2 separate regions of the Mus musculus genome follow, and region 2 is linked to region 1. A link is a loop called in an ENCODE intact Hi-C map of the cell type or tissue named here. Cell type or tissue: heart. All regions are shown on one strand.

Region 1 (8,000 bases):
AGACTAAGTTAGAGCATGTGCCTTGCTGATGGGGAGGCAGCTTCCCTGGGTGCTGTAAAGAATATCACATAGCCACATATCAGAGAAGCAGAGAACTGAGCAGAAGTTAGAAACCACAAGAAATCAGACTCTGCAAATTAGGAAATGCTTTACAAATTCAGGCTGAGTCTAATCTGTGTATCCAAAAACCATAAGATCAATTCAGACCAAGAGGCATCAAAGGCAGAAAAGTTCAGAATTAAAGAGTTCTAGCTATTCCTCTAGGCTGGTCACACAATGCTACTACAGATCTCATGATTGTATAAATTCACTTAGATGCTGATGCCACAATTAATCAGAGGATGGAATTAGTCTTATCTAACTTTCTAGCTCTGGGAAAATGTTAACTTGGAGAACAAATTATTCAAGATGTCTAAATACAGAAAAAGAAAATTCATTTTGAAAAGCCTACTAAAGTTACCTTCACTTACAATGGTTACTCATATATACAGTGAGATATATACATCAGCTTTAAAAAAAAAATCCCATGCCCGCTATCCAACTAACTATTTAATTCACCTCCTCGCCACACACCCCTCTTCGTCCTTATTCTATGGTGTTATATTCAACTCATCCAACTCACCAAGTACATGTATATATGTTCACCTTAATAACAAGCATCTTCTAGAAGAATTTATTCTGGGTGGCAACAGAGGAAAGTTGGCTTGCTATAATTAAAGGTTATATATAGACATCTATACCACAGTGTCTTGAGTTCACCAGTTCCAAGAGATTAGTGATAGATAAGTCTAGGCATTGGGGTGCTCTTTATAATACCTGTGCCCAAGTTCCACACCACACTTAAAATCTTGATTAAAATCTTGGCAAAGGGAATTCAGATAGCTGTCTTGTTTTAAATGCTATATGTAAGAATTAGAAGTGATATTCAGCCAGGGTTGACAGGACTACAGGTTACAGTTCAATTATCCATTCACCTGTGACAGGTAATTTTGATGATAAATTTAACTAATTACTCACTGATCCACACCTTGACTGCTTAAGGAGACAATCTCCTCTACAAACTACTTCACTAAATTGGATTTAGTGCCCAAGACACTGATATAGTACCAGGATCCAAAGATAAGCCATCCCATAATTCTATCCCCACTGTTAACTTCTCCTCCAGCGTGGGAGTCACCCAGTAGAAACAGGAAACTCAACGCTCCCGAGTTCAGAGCAAATTAAAGCCTTCCCCCAAAGCTCCTCCTGTTCCTTCAGCATCTCACCTACTTCTAGCCTTATCTTATGTTGACTCAGCTGGTTCCAACATACCACAAATTCCAGCTTGCTTTGGTGTCCCTTCTGTAATGCTGGCTACAACATCTAGAAGGACCTCCTTGGGCTCCACTCACTTCGGCCCTTGGAAACTACAACTTCTATCTGTCTTGAAGCCTTTCTCCCATCTAGATTATTCAGAACTCTGGGAGAAACATTCACGTCTCCACCAGGTTTCTCTTCCATTGCATCTCTTTAAATTTCTCTTCCTGGCTTGTAGAAAGTGAATTCATCACAAATTGTATTTTAACAGTACTGTTCTTCCTCCACAATTTTTTTAATTCAATGGATAAATGCATAGAGTTTTTCAAAGTGTTTCTTGACATTTCAAGTTACATTCCAACCACTAATTATTAGTTAAGCCTTATTCTTATAATATTCTTTAAAATGAAAGAAGACAAGAATATTTAGAGAAGAGGAAAACATCATTTTCCACATAAATTGAAATTTTAAAACTCAAAAATGAGAGAGAGAGATTTCATAAGCTTTGGGTGACCTTTAAATGTCACATTTACTAATATATAAATGCAAACACAGAAAAATGTAATATCCCGAAATAACAGTAACCTGATCGAAGCAATTACATTGAGTTCTATGATATAAATTATGCTTCCAGTTTAGAGTAGCAATGGCTTTTTAACACCTTTTAAGGTCTAACTACAATCCATTAAAGATCAGTGGTCATTTTTTAATGATTATTTATATGCTTGTAGATTACCTTGTACAACAGATTTCTACACTTACAGTAAATTTCTCAATGTAGAAGATTAGAGGACATACATTATTGCTAATGAATTAAAAGATAAATTTATCACCTCAGTAAACAATTCTTCCGTGAAATCTACTCTAATAATTTGTGTAGATTGTATTGTTGCTGCTAACCTTAATCGATTTTCATAAGCCAGTAAAATATGATTTCAAAGATAACTGTTTACTTGGTCAAATCCCAATTTTTAATGGAATCATATGAAATAAACAGTACACCAATGTAGCAATAGCAAAAACCAAATCTAAGCAAAACCCTCATTGGGTTAGATTGATACCTCGATTTATACGCATCTTAAATCTTTCCCCTCCTTTAACTCTGTTGTGAAGAATACAATCTAAAGAGTATGTGTAATTCCTTAGGACTTTCACTCTACCTCTTCCCATTCCCTTTTTTTTTTTGAAGTGTGGGGGTGCACACACACAAATGCACACGTGTTGGATCTACCAGATGTGGGTGCTGGTCCTCTACATGAACATCTGTACTCTCAACTGCTGAGCCATCTCTCTAACCTCCAGTTCTCGACTGTTCAAAGTAAAATATGCATGTACCCATCAAAAGTCTCCCTCTGTGCACTAATTCTTAGGTGGAGTATAGGAAGAACAGGTATGCCTTAGATCTCTAAACTAAATACGTGGGGGTGGCAAAACGGCTCAGTGGGTAATGGTTCCTGGCACCAAGCCTGAAGAGCTATGTTGATCTCCATCCACATGGCACCAACCTGGGCAAGTAGTTCTCTGCCCTCCACATATGTACAGTAGTATACATGTACCCTCCATACACATATTAAATGAATATATGTAATTTAAAAATTTGAAACTATGTACTTGGAAAAAGAAAAGTGATTTCTATACTTTGGATAACATATATGACATTAAAATTACAGTTTTTCATCTCAAGATTGGACTATAGTTTACAACGAGCATTATGCGAACAAATATTAAAAGGACTAAAACAGGAGTTTGTCTACTAAAACAAGAGTTTGTGGCTTATCTGTTCGCGAGGTCGTTGAAGCATCCGAAACAGGCCATGGACGAACTGAAACAATTTTAAAGGTGCTTTTTAGAGAGTTCATTTAGAGGTTCCATAGAGGAAACCAGAACTCTCACAAGTCACCCAGATGCCTGACCAGAGTGCTGGAGTCCTGCCACTTGTGTGCTGGCTTTTGGCTGCTACTTATTCCTAACTTGAGCAGCAGAACAGTGGGTCAGCCTTACTTTGGGAGTAACCCAGAACCCACTACAACCATTCTCATTAGCTATGACTCATAGAAACTGTGGCATTCGCTGAATACACCCCAGTGCAGTAGCTGGCATAAGGGCAGCATCCCCACTGGAGCACCTCCTGCCCAGGTCACTGGGAGACCTCCCATCAAGCTGAGAACTCTCAAAGCACCAATAGCTATAACTTTGGAGGTGTTTCTTGAGCCAATCAATGCTCAAACTCCAAGGAGCCTCCTTAAGGCGGGACTTGGTCAGAAATCACACTTCAGGTGAGCAGCACAGGGTAACATCACAGTGTCCCCACAAGTAGGTTCTGGACCCCTACTCAAACACCTGGGGCTGTCTTACAGAACAGACTGGGTGTGTGGACTTGGGAGTAGGCCCCAGATGGCGGAGTTGTAAGGACCCCTCAAGTGAGTGGGATGCCGCCATTTCTTCTCCAGCCTCTGGATAGCAAGACAGGGCTAATTGGGTCCCTTAAATTAGCAGCCTGCAAAAGTTGTGGCTGCAGGCAGCGCTCACCAGCCGCTGGGGGTGATCTGAGCCCCAGAAAAAGCGCCACCTGGTCCAAGGCAACGGGCAGGTGCGTGGCCTAGGACACTTACTAAGTGAGCCCCGCGGTGGTCGCGCCCCATGCTCGCCCCCTGCGGCGCCCCTCACCTGGTCCCGGGTCTTCAGGTACCGCTGCAGCGCCTGCTGGGTGAGCTCGCGGACCCGGAGCTGGCCGTCCTTGCAGGGCACCACGATGCCCGTCCTCCCGAAGCACACTGTCACTTTCATCCTGGCCCTGGGCTCCCGCGCGGGGCTGGGCCGAACAGGTGCCTGGCCCCCAGGCACAGCCCCTCCGTCGGGGGACGTGGGGCGGACACGACGCTGTCCCACGCGTGCCTCCGGGACCGGGACCCACAGCTGCTCCCCTGCAGCCCCACGGGAGGCCGAGGGCGGGAACGCGGGCTCGGAGACGCGGGGACGCGGAGGGTCGGCCGGGCGCAAGCGGAGGCTCCACGCGCCAAAGTGAAACTGCGGGTGCGGCCCGGCCCGGCCCTGCCTCTGGCGGTGGCCCTAGCGACCGTGGCAGGGCCGGCCCCAGGCCCCGGGCTGGAGTGGGCGGCGGCGGCGGCGCGCGGGGCCAGAGTTGGGAGGAAACTTTTGCGCCGGCTCCCAACTCCTCCGACGCGCGCGGCGCTCTGGGCTCCCTCGGCCCGCGGGCCAGCCTGGGCCCGGCTCTTAAAGGGGCCGCGGCGCTCGCGGACCACAGAGCGCACCGAGGCGTTGCACCGAGCCCGGGGTTGCCCCAGTAACTAGACCTTGGGTAGCTTGTTGCCCGCACTTGGTTCTCTTTCTCCCTCACATGTACAAGGAGCTCCGGGAATTGTAACGGGATCTGGGAGCTACCACAGGGGAATTGAAACCGGATCTCATAAAGCACACTTGGAATAGATAGGAAACTGGCCTAGCAACTCCCTTAAAATGAGAGTTGGAGGGAGGTTCAAGGGAAGCTCCGGAGCAGGTGCTTTTGCCACACCTTCTAAAGTAGCCATAGAATTGAAGTACTGAGAGGTGGGACTGACTGAAGGCAGAGCTTTTGCTTTGGAGCCACAAGAGAGCTAGCTAAGCTGAGGGAACTTTAAGGCCACTGTGCAGGTGCCAAGTGTTCCACCGAAGATCACACCCAAAATCCAAATATGATAGGGTGTAAAAGTTTACACTTTTCCTTTTGAAGGGGGACTCCCTTTGTGCATCTGTTGACGAAAAGAACACCCTTGAGTCATGATTTCGCAGGTTCCTGTCCTCGAACAATTGAACCCAAGGTATGGGGAGAAGTTCTGATCAACAAGTAACGTCTGCATCCTTAATTCTTAAGTAAACAGCTCCTTTGAGCTGGAAAATAAATACTTTCCCCTTACCTTGTACAGAAAGAAGAGTGCTTGGCTTGCTGGGGGTGCGGTTCAATTTAGAACTTTTCCCTCCAGTCATCGATTTTCAGCACTGAAAGATTCAAAATCAAAACAGACTGGTGTTCAGAAACTGAGCAGGTGACACAGCTGGTTATGGTGCAAAGAACACAGGTCCTCCTATCTAAATCTCTAGTGGCTCCTGACAGTTTTTATGGCAATTTAGTGCATCCATAAGATCCCCCGGGGTATCCTCCATTTCCTACCAGAGTTGCTCCTATGTCAACTTAAACTGAGTTTGAGTTGCTGGGGATGGTTTGGTCCTAAATTATGGATCTGGGAGTTCTGATCTACTTACACTCCTACATTCAATATACATTGATTATGTCCCACGAAAGCACCTTATTCAATGTCAGTGGCCATGAAGAGGGTCATGTAAACTGAGTCAACTTGGAGGAAATACACAGTAGACAGCCTAGTTGGGTTGCAAATCTAACAGACTGATTTAGGTAAACCAAAGACAGAATTATTTTTGTCATAAAACCAGACAAAAAAATCCATTGAGCCACCCTCTGAGGCATAGTTGGAGGCAGGATCATGAAGTGTATCTTCAGGGACTATCTCCAGCTATTAACTACACTAATGTTGTCTCCATTCGCAGTGAAGTGGGCTCACAGGCGTTTCTCTGCTGAGTCTTCCACAGGAAATAGTAAAAATTGAGCACATGCAAATGCCAGGCATTAATGAGTGGTCTCACGCTATACTGAGAATTGTATGAAGGTTTGGAAAGCACAAAGCAAAGATTCTCAGCCGAGAAACAAGTGCACACTGCTTCCTCTGTGCCCCCACCCCCCACCCCCCACCCCCATCCCCGGTCCTTCACCGTGTCCCCAAACTGGTCTTCAACTCCAGTGGACCAGGGTTCTCTTCACATTACAAACTCTTACAGCCAGTAGGAGTTCTCCTCGGGTACCCAGAGCCTTCAGCTTCCTGGCTTTGAGATTCCCCAAGTTAACTATGAAGAACACACAGACTCGCCCCATCCCACTCACAGATTAGATGAAGCAGGTCTTATGGAATGCAGCAAAATCCATGTCTGCAGTAGATAACGGAAGCCTGCAGCTACACCAGCGTTTGAGCAGTACACCCTGTGCACTTTCATGACCCCTCACTAGTAACTGGGCATAGGGCTTAGTGTTTATATTTCATGTTTATTAAATAACCCTGGTTAATTTGCTTTTCAGCCTCATAATGGCACACATAGAAACAATTCATCATATATTAAGAAGAGCAACACAGTCATCCATGCCTAGCAAACACCTAAATCAATATTTCATGCCCTGGGAGCTTCCTAGGCAGAAGACAATAAATAATTTGCCTTGATTTAGTAATATTAGAGGAGTCTAGACCTGGGTTCCATTATCTTGTTTTTGCCTGCTGGATGGATGAACATCCCCTGTGCTGTGAGATTTCCTGTTTGTTTCCCAATACTTCAGTAGGCAATCACACTGGCCACTATTATTGAACTGCCTAGACTCTAAGAGGTATGATGAAAATGTCAGGTACCATGAGGGGTGCTGTGGGGCCAGGCAGCAGTGGAGCTATAGGGTGCTTGCCCAGAGCAAGAGTGGGTTGAAGCATGTCCAAACCCCAGAAATCTCATGCTGAGATTGGCAGAAGTAGGATTACTCCCTTCTCACCCTAGGCCTGTATAACCCAGCACAGGTAGCCCAGCACCCCTACCTTTACCCCCAGAGGAAGTCACATAGCCTAGTAGACAGGTTATCCTTCCTTTCCCATCAAAGGATCATGTCATGTAGCACCTGGATAGCCTCCTTATGCAAATGAGCCACCCCCACCATCCTGGGCCCAGCCAATGATGTACACTCATCTCCAAAGCCCCTACTCACCCCTCAAAGGTCTAAGTACCTTTCATACTCACCCCCATCTAGCTTAGCTATCTCAATGAAACAGTCTCCCAAGAGTCTGTTCTCAGCAGGCTCATCTCTGCCTGAGGTCTCTTCTGCCCCCGGCCATTCCTGTACCACGTCCCCTCGAGAGATCCACCAGCTCTCGATAGGGGCCAACAGGGGCAGGGAGGTGGAGCCAGAACAATAGTGTGCGTTGACTAAACAATAGTAATTGTTAATTCATAGTTGACCAGTAATCCATCTCAATGTTTTATTCTATTAAGACAAAAAAATACTTTTTGGCTTTCAAGGAGTCAGTTACAACAGTCAGTATTTATCATAGAAAACTCGTTGAGTTGGAGATAATCTTACTTTTGAGATCCAGGAAGAATTGTTATAGTCAGTAAAAGTGGGCACCATGTGACATAGATCCTCTGTCTTGGATGTGATGGGTAATGCTGTAGGATGCAGAGGATACAGTTTCTTCAACTACTGACTTGGATCCCTTGAATATTTGCCAAGTAGGGTGGTAGTGCCAATAAGATTGGGTAGAAATTCTACCTTTAATTTTTTGAGGTGCCTCCATACTGTGGTTTCCAGTCCCCATGATGGTATCAAGCGTTTCTTCTCCCTCGTTTTCCTCATCAACACAGCTGCCTTTTGTTGTTCCTAGAACCATTTTTCCTGAAGTGAGGTTCTTTACATTTGCATTACTGATGACAAGTAATGCCGAGTTTCTTTCATAAACATGTCAAGTGTTTGTATATCTCCTCTTGAGAGATGTCTATTGACATCTGTCATCAATGGGTCCGGTGTCTGGGGGCTAGTTTTGCTGTTGATGGTTTTGTTCTTTCAGTTCCTCATAAATGCTGTATATTGCCTCCTAAAGAGA
Region 2 (8,000 bases), 250 kb after region 1:
AATATGTTTGAGGATGGAATTTAAAGTCTATCATTCCTTCCCAACCTAGCTTATAGTTGTTCAGTCATATCCAAGTGATAGCTAGCTGGCTGGATGCAAATCAAGGTAATAAACTTTCTTAAAACATTATGAAATAGTTTGCAATTTTTTGGTGGGGGTAATTCCATCCTATATAGTCCTTCTATTTGTTTGTTGTATATTTATTTGGCTTTTCAAGACAAGGTTTCTCTGTATAGATCTTGCTGCCCTAGAACTCACTCTGTATATCAAGCTAACCAAGAACTCAGTGATCTGCCTGCCTCTGCCTCCCTAGTGCTGAATTAAAGGAGTTCATTAGTTCATTACTTGGGTTGGATCTTATAGTTCTAAAACCCAAACTTTCTATATGATAACATCATATGGTCCTGTCACACATCAAAGATTGAACAAACCTGTGATACCTATCCCTGGGGGGCAAGTGGGCCTTGCCACCAGACAGAAGAACTGGTAATGTTGAAGCAGGTTCAAAAACCCCGGGCAATCCCAGAATTAAGAACAGCAGGTGTGGAACCAGTTCCTTGCCAAGGTCCACACGTCTCAGAGCACGTAACTATGACACTCCACCGAGAGGAATATGACAGTCAGTCGCATAGCATTAAATCCTGGAGTTCGAAGGGCGTGGTGGTGCAAGCCTCTAATCCCAGCACTCAGGAGGCAGAAGCAGGCAGATTTCTGAGTTCGAGGCCAGCCTGATCTACAAAGTGAGTTCCAGGACAGCCAGGGCTACACAGAGAAACCCTGTCTCAAAAAAACAAAACAAAACAAAACAAAACAAACAAACAAAAATCTTGGAGTTCTCCATGTTAATCAGGTATCTAGATATCTAGATAGGCCCTGAGTATTTTAGCCAATGAGCTTCCTTTCTTAGGCATTCCTTCTCATAAAAGGTATTCAATTCCTGGTTCACCCTGAAGAAGATGGATACATTCACACCCACCATAAAATAAAGCAGTCTGGACAAGCAAGGACCATCTCCTTCATCAAGGATTGCCACAGGCTGCGCCTAAAACTCCCTCTTTCAGACCCTCTATACTCTCTGCCCTCACTCAAACCAAACTGGATTTCTGTAGTAACACAGGAAACTGAGGCACATATCTGGCCTACCATTAGGTAAGCTCGTGATCTGCATTTTCTTGAACTTCTTTACTTCAAAATCCACTGAAAATTTTCACACTTAATTTTTTCTCTAAATTCTTCTTACAAAATTTTATTTTATTTCATTTTGACATGTTATTTGTATTTTTTTGCAACGAATCATCCATCTTTAGCCCTTTTGAAATAAGGCCAAGTCCAGAAACGAATTAATAAGGTACTTATGTTTTTATACCCTTGTACTACATTAAACTTAAGGGTAGAGACTCTGTCTTGTCAGTCTTTATAGATCCTGAGTGTTTCCATGTATGCAGGAGCACCCAGAAGTGTTCTTGGAATTGAAACTGATTCATCCCTTGGGCTGTTTCATGTCAGTGATTCTCTGAATGTGGTCTTTTCGATTTTCTAAGGCATTTTAGGAATACAGGTATCAACCAACTGGCTATATATAAACAGATAGATAATAGGAAACCAGTCATGACTAGTCTTGTGGTTGAATATGTGAATTCTCAGACTAGCCTGAAAGTATTATATTAAGCAAATACTTAAAAGCATTGATTTTATTTGACTAAATAGAAGCTCAGCCAAGCCAGACACAGCTGCCAGAGTCACACTGGGCCACAACAGCTGGAGACAGACGTAGGAAACTAGAAATTACTCAGTTACAGCCCCTCCAAACCATGTCTGACATGCTATTTATCTTCTCCCACTGAAACTCTCTCTTTCTAAATAAATGGGGGTGGGTGATAGCTAGGGGGTTGTTTACCTTCTACTGAACAAACACGTTTGAATTAGGAATTAGAATCAGTGAGTTTCAAATGATGAACGTGCTTACCCTGGCATTACTCAGAAAATGGGAAAAATAAATTTGATTACTACTTGGAAGGACTCATTGGTTTGAAAAGCAGTGGGGACTTAATTGCAGGTCTAAGGCAGCACAACCAACGTTTTTCTTCAGTACAAGCTGGGACCTTTCTCGGGGAAATTGGTGGGAACTGGATTCCCTCAGAGGGCGCTGTGGTTTACAGTAAGTCATGGGAGAAGGAGAGCAGGCTGGAACCTGCAGTGTTCCCTTTAATGATAGGGTGATGTCATATTTTTCATGGGCCCCAAGATTATTACCTGACATTTTGCTGAATGTGTTTACTGTCTTAGAGGGTCTCTAGGCACATCCTTTTCCTCTTTGGGATATGCTAGGGGAAGAGGAGCTATGAAGTGAGTGAAGATTTCTATTTCTTAGGCAGAGTAACAGCTGCCCTTGATGTGGCATATTCTTTTGGAATAACACATAACAACATAACGCAGTTTGCTTGAAATTCTAATTAAAATGAAGTACTTCTCTCCTGCCTCAGCCAAATGGAGATTCTGGAACAAGACTTAGAAACAGAAAGGACTCATTTCAACAGCACACATAGCCTGCAAAATCAGAGTCCCTAGGCAACAAAGCTAACATTGGAATTTTGGGTATTGGTGTGACTGTTGGTCACACCATCCACTTAAAGCATATGGGCACATGTGAATGATGTGTGTGTGTGTGTGTGTGTGTGTGTGTGCAGCTTATAGAAGGCCTCTGAATAACATTCACATAACAGTAACAACATGTTAGTATCAATGTGCACTCTAACACACCAGAAGTTTCCTATAATGCTAGCCTCCAGTTACATGGCAGTCTGACCTTTTAGATAAAATCATCTTATGATCAGGTTCATTTGTTATTTCAGAAATGACCAATCTGGCTGAGGCCCAAAGTTCACCAGTAACCTATTGTTTGTCAATAGAATCCTATTAACAGAAGTTGGCACTCCTTCTCTTTGAATAGTTCTGTGTGATCCTGATTGCATTCAAAAACCAAATTCTGTAAGAAATCAAAAGGCAAAAAAAATATGCAGATGTTCATGGTCAACTCAGATCAGAAAGGATTTGTTATGGACACACATTGTGATATACCAAAAATTGATATTACACTTGTTTGCTTACAGTGATAGCTCTTTTAAAATGCTAAACGCCAAGTGGTTTCATTACCCACCACATTCTGGATGCAACATTACCTCCGCACACTGCACAGAGGAAGCACCTTCAGAAGAGTCCCATAAGTTGTCCCAGAGTCATGAAGGTAACAGTGGCAGTAAGGACTTGACCTCAGGCTGCCTATTCCAGACTCTGGGCTTTTAATACCAATACAGAGAGTCAGCATGGATATAAGACTCACTCTGGGTGTAACATTCAGTGCCCTGTGGCTTTCTGTCTTCACATTTCCTTCCTTGGGTTGATACTGTAATTAACCTTTATCACAGGTGAGGTAGACTCGATCAGGGCTTCTGGCATTCCCAGGGTCACCGATTAGTTAAACAGGAGGGCGGAGTGAAGCCAGGGACTGTCCTCACTAGAGTGCCCTCCTCTCTCTACACAACACCACCCCAAACATGTAGCAAGGCTTTCAATACCTCTGCAGTAAGTCTACCCAGGCAGTTCTTTGTTAGGCTTCGAATTCGGCATTGTTTTTATATCTTTCTTATTAAAACCACAAAAATCTACTTAGAAAAGAAAACAAGGAAGCTTCCCAAATGTATTCTTTTATATCTGACTCTGCTTCTCTTTTGTGGCTGGCGGCTGGCAGCTGGTAGCTGAAAGAATTAAATAGGTAAGATAGGCTTAGGGCAATGGGGGATATTACTGGACATAGAGATTTGGAAACTATTCTCATTTATAAGTCCCAGGTGGTTTCTTGGCAATAAATGAATGGTCCTGCCTTAGCTATTACTTAGGCCGATATGACAGATATTTCTATCTGAGTCCGGGTGATCAGGTGTATGAACAGGGTTGCTATAACATGAGAAAGCTAGGAAATCGAATAAGGCGAATTAATTTAAAAATAACTATGGTCTCAGAAGGGCCCCCAGAAGGTCAATGGGTGCCAGAAGTCATACCACATGTAAAGCTAAGAAACTGACAAAGAACCAACTGTACAGATAGAGAGGCTGTAGGAGAAGGGACAGAGGAAGGCAGAGAGTACGTGATAAATGAGACTGGACACTGACATCAGAGTGTGTCCGGGAATGCCATTTCATCTTAGTAGTAACCTGGAAGGATAGAACTAGTAAGGCATAACTCCTTGTATGAGCCCCCTCATCATGCAAATCAGTCCACAGTAAGCAAGGTCTACATACTCTGTGCTGCTTGCTTCTCAAGAGAAAGTGCATATGTAGACCAAAGGCTGAAGAAGCTAATGTAATTAAATAAAGCAGAAATGCTGGTGAGATTGCAACCAAGGAAATGCAACTTGGGTATGTATACATAGACAAGTGTCATGATAAATATATACACATATAGATATTCATACATTCATCTGGAAGTATCACTTCTCTTTCTAGAGACCATTGTTGCATTCTATCAAGTTACAGAAATTATTCAGACCCAATAATAATTATGCCTTATCAGGAACCAACTACCCAACAAGTGTCTTTAAGATGCCACACTATCTTTCCAGCAGCCCACAAAGAACACAGTACTTTCCTGATTTAATGGAAGAAACTGAAACTTAGTGTACCAAGAGCTAAGTGTCAGAACAACCTGAGGCAGGAACTCAAGTTTGCTTGGTGCCAAAGTCCTAAGCTTGCCATCTGTGGGAGGATTTTTTCAGAAGAATGCCCTGTCTCTGCGTGAGCGAAAGTACGGAGGATTCAACCCTCTCATTGTGGAGCCCCACACGCTTCGCAGAGCTCAGCTTGCACGTGAGTACCAGAGGGTTCAGAGTGATGGCGAGTTCATGAAACTGCTGTAGACTAATACTTAAGCACACCGTGATTGATCTGTAACAAAGAGCATTGGGCAGCTCTCAGAAGAGCAGGGGTATATGAACTGATTTAAAACAAAAAAATAAAAAAAAAAACAAAAAACCACAAAACTGTACTTAATGGACATAGCCAGTTGCAAACCAGTATTATGATACAGTAACATTTGTGTCTTTAAAGATCTATACACAAACATATGTATACTATAAAATCATAAGAAATGATGGAGAAGAGGATGCTTAGAAAAACTGGGGATAGAGAGAGAAGTAAGAATGAGGGAAATGGGCCGGGCAGTGGTGGCACATGACTTTTTTTTTTCTAAATTGGATATTTTCTTTATTTACATTACAAATGTTATCCCCTTTCCTAGTTTCCTTTCAGAAAATCCCCTATACACTCCCCCCTCACCTGCTCCCCAACCCATCCACTACTGCTTCCTGGCCCTGGCATTCCACTACACTGGGGCATAGAACCTTCACAAGACCAAGGTCCTCTCCTCCCATTGATGGCCAAGTAGGCCATTCCCTGCTACATATGCAGCTAGAGACAGGAGTCCCACCATGTGTTTTCTTTGATTGGTGATTTAGTCCCAGGGAGCTCTGGGGGTACTGGTTAGTTCAGATTGTTGTTCCTCCTATGGGGCTGCAAACCCCTTCGGCTCCTTGGGTACTTTCTCTAGCTCCTTCTTTGGGGACCCTGTGCTCCATCCAATGGATGACTGTGAGCATCCACTTCTGCTTTTGCCAGGCACTGGCATAGCCTCTCAGGAGACAGCTATATCGGGCGCCTGTCAGGAAAATCTTGTTGGCATCTGCCATAGTGTCTGGGTTTGGTGGTTGTTTATGGAATGGATCCCCAGGTGGGGCAGTCTCTGGATAGCCATTCCTTCAGGCTCTGTTCCAAACTTTGTCTCCGTAGCTCCTTCCATGGGTATTTTGTTCCCCCTTCTCAGAAGGACCAAAGTATCCACACTTTGGTCTTCCTTCTTCTTGAGTTTCATATCTTTTGCAAATTGTATCTTGGGTATTCTGGGCTAATATCCACTTATCAGTGAGTGCATATCATGCGTGTTCTTTTGTGATTGGGTTACCTCACTCAGGATGATATCCTTCAGATTCATCCATTTGCCTAAGAAATTCATAAATTCATTGTTTTTAATAGCTGAGTAGAACTCCATTGTGTAAATGTACCACATTTTCTGTATCCATTCCTCTGTTGAGGGACATCTGGGTTCTTTCCAGCTTCTGGCTATTATAAATAAGGCTGCTATGAACATAGTGGAGCATGTGTCCTTCTTACCAGTTGGAACATCTTCTGCATATATGCCCAGGAGTGGTATTGCTGGATCTTCCTGTAGAACTATGTCCAATTTTCTGAGGAACCACCAAACTGATTTTCAGAGTGGTTGTACCAGCTTGCAATCCCACCAACAATGGAGGAGTGTTCCTCTTTCTCCACATCCTCGCCAGCATCTACTGTCACCTGAATTTTTGATCTTAGCCATTCTGACTGGTGTGAGGTAGAATCTCAGGGTTGTTTTGACTTGCATTTCCCTGATGATTAAGGATGTTGAACACTTTTTTTTTTTTTTTTTTTTGGTGCTGCTAAGCCATTTGGTATTCCTCAATTGAGAACTCTTTGTTTAGCTCTGTACCCCATTTTTAATAGGGTTATTTGGTTCTCTGGAGTCCAACTTCTTGAGTTCTTTATATATATTAGATATTAACCCCCTATCATATTTAGGGTTGGTAAAGATCTTTTCCCAATCTGTTTGTTGCCCTTTTGTCTTATTAACAGTGTCCTTTGCCTTACAGAAGCTTTGCAATTTTATGAGGTCTCATTTGTTGATTCTTGATCTTACAGCACAAGCCGTTGGTTCAGGAATTTTTCCCTCTGTTCTCATATCTTTGAGGCTCTTCCCTACTTTCTCCTCTATAAGTTTCAATGTTTCTGATTTTTTTTCAATTTTTATCAGATATTTTCCTCATTTATATTTCAAACATTATCCCCTATCCCCTCCCCCCACCCTGTTCCCCTACTCACCCACTCCCACTTCTTGGCCCTGGTGTCCCCCTGTACTGGGGCATATAAAGTTTGCAAAACCAAGGGACCTCTCTTCCCATTGATGGCTGACTAGGTCATCTTCTGCTATATATGCAGCTAGAGACAGTGTCTCTGGTTTTATGTGGAGTTCCTTGATCCACTTGGACTTGAGCTTTGTACAAGGAGATAAGAATGGATCAATTTGCATTCTTCTACCTCCTAACTGCCAGTTGAGCCAGCACCATTTGTTGAAAATGCTGTCTTTTTTCCACTGGATGGTTTTAGCTCCTTTGTCAAAGATTAAGTGACCATAGGTGTGTGGGTTCATTTGGGAAGCAGAGGCAGGCAGATCTCTGAGGACAGCCTGGTCTACAGAATGTGTTCCAGGGCAGCCAGGGCTACACAGAGAAATCCTTTCTCGGGAAGAAAAGAGAGAGAGAGAGAGGGAGAGAGAAAGAGAGAGAGACAGAGAGAGAAAGAGAGAGAGACTGAAATTTTGCTCTATGATTAAAGAATAAATTCCTATAAATATTCAAAATCTTCATAGTCATTATGCTCTTATGTGACAGAAGATTTTAGTTTTTGGCCACTGTAGTCATCTGGCAAAATGTGCTTATATGTTCATTAAATTTTTAAGATTTAATTATACAAATTATCTTCTTTTTTAGGAGTTTGCTGGACTCTTTTCAACCTTCTCCCCCCCCCCCCCTTGCAACTGTTAGCCAGTGACTATCCTTTGAGTGTATCTCAACCCCAGGTAGTTTATATTGATAACGATTTCAGATAAATGTCTTGTAATGGAAGAGAAGCATCAAGCAACAGAAGTCAGCAATCTGAGGTCTCCACAAAGTAAACATGTCACTTGGGACATCTTGATGATACTTCTAGTGAGGTAAGAGCAAGCAAGATGTGCAATGACAGAGACTCTGAGACATCAGCCAGAAAGAATATCCAGAGTTCACCGTGATTCCCAAGGCACCTCTCTGTTCTCAAAGTTAAGAAGAAGGAACAGGTAGATTGATTTTTCCAGAAGAA

What was found. Hi-C counts contacts between places; a loop is a spot of excess contacts. Peaks named below come from ENCODE experiments on the same cell type or tissue, not always from the same donor. Only the 100,000 strongest peaks of a DNase experiment are listed, where the experiment ranks them.
Region 2: it touches region 1 in a loop (2.0-fold over the local background); 5 of 42 quality-filtered maps call a loop at or near these places.

Annotation. Positions count from the first base shown.
Region 1 is chr1:61,635,326-61,643,325 of GRCm38, reverse strand. It overlaps Pard3b (par-3 family cell polarity regulator beta), which reads right to left and starts at 4,502. Exons shown (of 23, transcript NM_001081050.2): 1 at 3,964-4,502. The coding sequence starts at 4,083. In heart, a CTCF peak has its summit at 3,852; DNase peaks (open chromatin) are centred at 3,355, 3,885 and 4,485; H3K4me3 peaks cover 1,833 bases; H3K27ac peaks cover 1,161 bases.
Region 2 is chr1:61,381,929-61,389,928 of GRCm38, reverse strand. All of the region lies in intron 3 of 9530026F06Rik (RIKEN cDNA 9530026F06 gene), which reads right to left. Among named protein-coding and RNA genes, the nearest start is that of 9530026F06Rik, 7.5 kb to the right of the region's middle. In heart, no CTCF peak of the experiment used is centred here; no DNase peak of the experiment used is centred here.